Regions from separate parts of the Homo sapiens genome. Here region 1 is linked to region 2. Evidence: chromatin contacts called from ENCODE Hi-C or POLR2A ChIA-PET data. All regions are on one chromosome and are shown on one strand. Each heading gives the region's core, a stretch centred on a gene start or an enhancer-like site at or near the end of the contact. The rest is flanking DNA. Distances are from core to core; before and after follow the strand shown. Region 1 overlaps ASRGL1 (asparaginase and isoaspartyl peptidase 1). Region 2 has its middle 25 kb from the start of SCGB1A1.

Region 1 (3,142 bases), core at 141-2,640, 63 kb before region 2:
GACTTGATCTTCCTAAGATTAGTCCTACAGTCCCCTCAGGCAGGGGGCCATATACCCCTGTGGGAATTTTTTGTGGGGGCTCCCCTGAAAGCAGAGAGACTGCTTGTATAGTACATAAATCTACTGCTACACTGCCGCTTGTGGCAGGGGACAATTGTTGTATTGTGGTAACTGGCTCATTCCCTGAGGCACTTGTGACAGTGGGGGTTGTTGTCCCTGAAAACCCTGAGGAACAAAGGGCTGAACTGGGAATGCCCCAGTTTGTTGCAGGGCCTGAGGCTGGCCCCTTTGCTGTTTCCTGACAATAGTTGCCCATTTCTATCAAATTTAGAATTTGATAGAATTCTAATAGTGTTTTTCTTTTTTACATCTTGGACATAAGTCGGGTGGCTCTTTATCTGTTGTTGTTGTAGTAGCTTGAATAGTTATATTTTGTTTTTTTGAGGCTGGGCAATTCTTTTTTAGATGACCAATTTGACCACAATTATAACATTTTCCCCCAAATGTTCTAACTTGTCCTCCTAAAGCAACTCCCATTATTGCTTGAGCCATAAGCATAGTTTTATGCATAGCTCCTCCAATTCCATCATAGGCTTTTACGTACTCTGAGATTACATCTGATCCTGTGGGAACCTTCCCTTTTAATGGCTTAGTGGCTGATTGACACTCAGGATTGGCGTTTCCATATGCCATCAACTCCACTATGACCTTACGGGCATTTTCATCGGTAATTGACTTTTGAGCAGCATCTCGGAGCCTTGCCACAAAATCAGGGTAGGGCTTTTTAGAGCCTTGTCTTATTGTATTGAATGAGGGGCAGGTGGTTCCTGGGTCTTGGATTTTTTTCCCAGGCCCTAAGGCAGATAGCTCTAACTTGCTCAATGGCCTCATTTTGCATTATTGCTTGTTGATTAGTAGTGCTCCAATTTTGACCTTTTCCTAATAGTTGATCTGCATCTATGTTAACTGGAGGATTGGCAGCCCTATTACTTCAGACCTGTTCTTGTGCCCCATCAATCCACCAACTCTTAAATTGTAAAAATTGAGACAGTGAGAGTGATGATTTGGCCAAAATCTCCCAATCATAAGGAATGAGTCTATGTCCATGAGCAGTGGAACCTAATAATGTTCTCATATAAGGGGAGTTGGGTCCATACTGTTTTACTCCCTCTTTCATATCTTTTAACATTTTTATAGAAAAGGACTCATATCTGGCCCCAACTAGGGTAGGCGCTCCTTCTTGGGCCCCTTCTCCAGGTGGCATCGGTACTGGGAATTGCCACGCCTCAATATCTCCTTGTTTCCTTGCCTTATCAATAATTTTATGTAATGCACTACCTTGTCCACTAGGTGGTGCTGTAGGATAAAGTCTTATAGTGGGCGGCTGAGGCTATAGCGCCCTGCCCTGTGGTGCTGGAAACACTCCTGGCTGTCCATACTGATTTTCTGGGGGCGGCCGATACTGAAGTTCGGCTGGCGGCCAGTATTGATAGGCTACTGGCGGTTGGGTCTTATTTTCTACCGGCTGATATTGTGGATACTGTATTTGGATTGGCGTTGCCATGACAGAGACTCTCTATTTGATATTCTCTTGGGGTTTGTACTTGTCTAACCTGCATTTGAGGTTGTAATGTTACAGGCATCTGAACCGCTGGAAGAGGAGTTGGCCATCATGGTTTAGACTCTGATGGCCCCGCTAATTCTGGACCTTTTTCTTCTAATTCTAATGCTTCAGGATATATTACCTCCTGTAATTGATTGTAGTCAACATTTTGCATTGACCGAGCCATTACAGACTCTGCTACATATTTACAATGTGAACTTTTGAACTTTCCATTCCTTTCTGGGATTCTATCCCTGCCTATTCTTCACAATCTATTACACAGCTTTCAGGGGCATCAGCAACTGAAACGCTATCTTCTCCTGTTTGAAACAGTTCTAAATTAGCTGCTTTAATAATGGCCCAATCATTCCATACGGTAAGTGGGATGATTTTACCCTTCCTACTTGCTTGTTTTAATTCTTTGCCAATTTTTTCCCAATCTTTTAGATCTAAAGTTCCCTGTTCTAGAAACCATGGGCAGAATTGTTCTACTGTTTGAAATAGCGTGATTAGATTTTTTTGTAGAGACTCTAACTCCCCCCTTTTTAAAAGAATTTTAATAAAGCTGAGATAAGAGGCATATTTACTTTCAGTTTGCCCCATTGTTACCCTAGGTTCTTCCGAGGGCACAAGCTTACCACAAGACTGACTGTAGACGTACTCGGGAATCTCTCATCAACTTGTTCTCAATGACCACGCTCTAGCTCACCTTCACCCTAGAGAAAAGCACCCACGTTGGGCACCAGATGAAGGGGTGGCCAGCCCCTCTACACCTGTGGGCGTTTCTCATCAGGTGGGACGAGAGACTGAGAAAAGAAATAAGAGGCTGGGTGCGGTGGGTCACGCCTGTAATCCCCGCACTTTGGGAGGCCGAGGCCGGTGGATCACGAGGTCAGGAGATCGAGACCATCCTGGCTAACAGGGTGAAACCCCATCTCTACTAAAAATACAAAAAATTAGCCGGGCCCAGTGGCGGGTGCCTGTAGTCCCAGCTACTCAGGAGGCTGAGGCAGGAGAGACAGAGACAACGTATAGAGAAAAAAAAGTGGGCCCAGGGGACCGGTGCTCAGCATACGGAGGACCCCCACCGGCAACAGTCTCTGAGTTCCCTCAGTATTTACTGATCATTATCTCTACCATCTGGAGAGGGGGATGTGGCAGGACAATAAGTTAATAGAGAGGAGAGGGTCAGCAGGAAAACATGTGAACAAATGTCTCTGTGTCATAAATAAGGAAAGGTGCTATGCCTTGATGTGCATGTATACAAACATTAAAGAGCAGTATTGTCGCTAGCACCTCTCACCTCCAGCCCTAAGGCTGTTTTCTCCTATCTCAGTAAATAGAACATACAATCGGGTTTTAAACCCAGACATTCTATTGCCCAGGGACAAGCAGGAGACAGATGCCTTCCTCTTATCACAACTGCAAAGAGGCCTTCCTCTTTTACTAATGCTCCTCAGCACAGACCCTTTACGGGTGGGGTGTCGGGCTGGGGGACAGTGTCGGGCTGGGGGACGGTCAGGTCTTTCCCTTCCCACA
Region 2 (3,188 bases), core at 652-3,151:
TCCAGCCTGGGTGACAGAGTGAGATCCTATCTCAAAAATAAATAATCAATAAATCTATTTAGAGAAAAATATTTGCCCAGGTGCAGTGGCTCACGCGTGTAATCCCAGCACTTTGAGAGGCCAAGGCAGGCGGATCACCTGAGGTCAGGAGTTCCAGACCAGCCTGGCCAACATGGCGAAACCCATCTGTACTAAGAATACAAAATTAACCGGGTGTGGTGGCGCACACCTGTAGTCCCAGCTACTTGGGAGGCTGAGACAGGAGAATTGCTTGACCCAGGAGGCAGAGGTTGCAGTAAGCCGAGATTGTGCCACTGCACTCCAGCCTGGGCAAGACAGAGCAAGACTCCATCTCAAAAAAAAAAGGAAAATATTAAACAAATTGTAGTGAGAATGGCATGTGGATGAGGATGCACCTGGGTGACCTAAGCCTGGGAGACCTGGCTCGAGTCTTGCACATCTTTCTTTTTTTTTTGAGACAGAGTCTCGCTCTGTCACCCAGGCTGGAGTGCGGTGGCGTGATCTTGGCTCACTGCAACCTCCGCCTCCCAGATTGCAGCGATTCTCCTGCCTCAGCCTCCCAAGTAGCTGGGACTACAGGCACATGCCACCACTTCACTCCCGGCTAATTTTTGTATTTTTTAGTAGTGATGGGGTTTCACCATATTGGCCAGGCTTGTCTCGAACTCCTGGCTTCATGATCCACCTGCCTCGGCCTCCCAAAGTGCTGGGATTACAGGTGTGAGCCACTGCACCCGGCCTTTTTTTTTTTTTTGAGACAGAGTTTCGCTGTTATTGCCCAGGCTGGAGTGCAATGGTGCGATCTCAGCTCACCGCAACCTCCGCCTCCAGGGTTCAAGCGATTCTCCTGCCTCAGCCTCCTGAGTAGCTAGGATTACAGGCATGCACCACCACGCCTGGCTTATTTTGTATTTTTAGTAGAGATGGGGTTTCTCCATGTTGGTCAGGCTGGTCTCGAACTCCCAACCTCAGGTGATCTGCCTGCCTCGGCCTCCCCAAGTTCTAGGATTACAGGCTTGAGCCACCGCGCCCGGCTGGGTCTTGCTCATCTTGAAGACAGCTAACCCTGCCAGGGCCTCTTGGGGCTGTGCAGCCCCTCACTCACCCTCTCACCTGCCACTGCCATAGCATCTTCCTCGATACAGCCCCATAGACTTGAAAGTCATCATCAAATGCCCCTCAGCCTCTCTCAGCCCTTTATGCATGTGGGTTTCTCATGTTAGGTTCATTCTGCTTCTGGTGATGAAAGAGGAACCTAGAAAGGCTGATAAATTACTGAAATCTACAAATAGAAGGCCAAGTATGAAGACAGCAAGGAATGAGGAAACCCCACCCCATTCCTTGGACTCAGCCCTGGGCCTCCTGCCCCTGGCCAGCCTTATGAGGCACCAGCAGTAGAAATGTCACCCCAGGGTCCTCTGCTGAGAGTCCTCTCAGTCATGGTCTGTGAACGGGAGCTGCGAGGGCAGCACTTGAGGCCAACACCGTCCCCCTCCAATGCACGATGGACACTCCGGGGAGTGTGGTGGCACAGAGCGGCCTCTTGGCTCCAGATGTGGATCCTACAGAGAGTTCTGAGGTTCAGTGCCCCCTCCACCCACCCGGCCTCGTAACAACCCTGGCGATAACACAAAAGGCGTTCTTCTTTGGCAGATAGGGAAATTTTAAAGATAATACTCATAAGTGAGCCTGGGGGGACTTGTTCTATGGGCTGGGACTCAAACCAGCCACCAAAACCCACTGTCGGAGGAGCTTCTCAGAGGCCAGAATCAAACACCACCGGCCCTGTGAGTGCCCGGCCTCTGCCACAGCTGGGTGGGTGCCCAGCCAAGGAAGCTTGTGCCCCATCATTCAGGGCATTGTTCTCCCTTAGAAGAGGATCTCGAAAGCAGAAGGAAATTAGAAACAACCGCACAATGAATACCAGATTCTGCTTTCTCTCAGCTCTGTCTGCCAGGAGATTAGGCAGGGTTGGCTGACAGCGTGCCCCGCCCGGCAGCTGCTCGCCCTCCAGGATGTCCGCGCCGTGGGGAAGCGGGGGTCCCGCTGGCCTTCTAGCTCTCTATTTATCTCCAAAGTGTCCGGTTTTCTTTCTCCTGCTAGATGCGGATTCCTTGAGGGCAGAGTCACATCTGACGCCCCTTTCCCATGGGGCACAGCACGCATGCGCGATGGGCACTCCGGGTGCGTCAGCTGATTACCTGATTTCATCTGGGCAGATGTGATGGCACAAGGGCAGTGACCCTGTGCCAGACACTTTCCTAAACAGGCATAAGCTCACTGAATCCCGGAGCCTTCCCATGAGGGAGAAACAATCTTTAATCTCATTTTAGAGATGATGAAGTGAAGTCCAGGCAGCCCAGCCAAGGGGCAGGACCGATCTGATGGAAGCAGCTTTGCTGGGACCAAACGACTCTGTTCCTCGCCCATTACCAACACTACCTCCTCCAACAACACAGGAGACGTGCATGGAGCCCTCCTTCGGTCACAGTCCTACCCCACGTGCTGGATAAATAAAGAGGGTGACCTAAAAGCAAATATGACTCCTTCTGAACTCTCACCCTGCCAGACAGCGATGATAGGGATATTATGCTCATGACACCTGGCCACACGTGACCCAGTGGAGAAGTCAGGGAGCAACAGAGATCTGCATTAAGGAGCTACCGAGAAGGAGACATACAGAGCTATTGTCAATCAAACCAACCAAGCTTCTGAACATTCCCGCTAAGAACTTCTTTAGAATGCACTATTTTTTTTTCTGTTGGGGCTATTATTCATTTTAACCTAATGTTATGTTTTAAGCCTCCTACGTAAGTACACACCAGCTTTAAATGTTGTGGAATACTGAGCTCATATATCTAGTCAAACTTCTGTTTGCTTTTTGCTGCATCCATAGCTACGATTTGAATAAATAAAGGAGAAAGGTTTGGCTCCCAATCCTACTCCCTGGGCCCCATGCCATCATTCCCCAAAACAAAGGAGGAAAGATGCCAGAAGTGAGAGAACAGGGGTAATGGTGAAGAAAAACAACATCCTGGCCAGGCACAGTGGCTCAGGCCTGTAATCCCAGCACTTTGGGAGGCTGAATGGGGAGGATCACTTGAGCACGGAAGGTCAAGGCTATAGTGACCCACGATTGTACCTCTGCACTCCAGCCTGGGCAACAG

Evidence for each region. Hi-C counts contacts between places; a loop is a spot of excess contacts on that map. ChIA-PET counts read pairs that join two places held with the same protein, here RNA polymerase II (POLR2A). Pooled maps may share reads with other maps.
Region 1: a map of mammary epithelial cell shows a loop between it and region 2 (2.6-fold over the local background). The contact joins two enhancer-like sites. A Hi-C loop is called at or near these places in 5 of 168 maps with a recorded cell type or tissue (Calu3, heart right ventricle, mammary epithelial cell and 2 more) and 1 of 50 pooled maps. POLR2A ChIA-PET finds 5 or more read pairs at or near these places in 3 of 52 experiments (Caco-2, Panc1 and activated naive CD8-positive, alpha-beta T cell).

The regions. Positions count from the first base shown.
Region 1 is chr11:62,379,580-62,382,721 of GRCh38, forward strand. The region is part of intron 4 of ASRGL1 (asparaginase and isoaspartyl peptidase 1); the gene reads left to right. Among named protein-coding and RNA genes, the nearest start is that of SCGB1A1, 38 kb to the right of the region's middle. RefSeq lists enhancers at 2,566-3,131, 3,132-3,142. Within about 2 kb of position 1,391, at least 2 of the 41 ENCODE cell types and tissues checked have a DNase peak (open chromatin) inside an H3K27ac peak, as active enhancers do; they include prostate gland, where a contact is called at or near this core.
Region 2 is chr11:62,442,515-62,445,702 of GRCh38, forward strand. It overlaps a transcript of AHNAK not described here. Among named protein-coding and RNA genes, the nearest start is that of SCGB1A1, 25 kb to the left of the region's middle. RefSeq lists an enhancer at 2,203-2,262 and a silencer at 2,803-3,097. Within about 2 kb of position 1,902, at least 30 of the 41 ENCODE cell types and tissues checked have a DNase peak (open chromatin) inside an H3K27ac peak, as active enhancers do; they include prostate gland, where a contact is called at or near this core.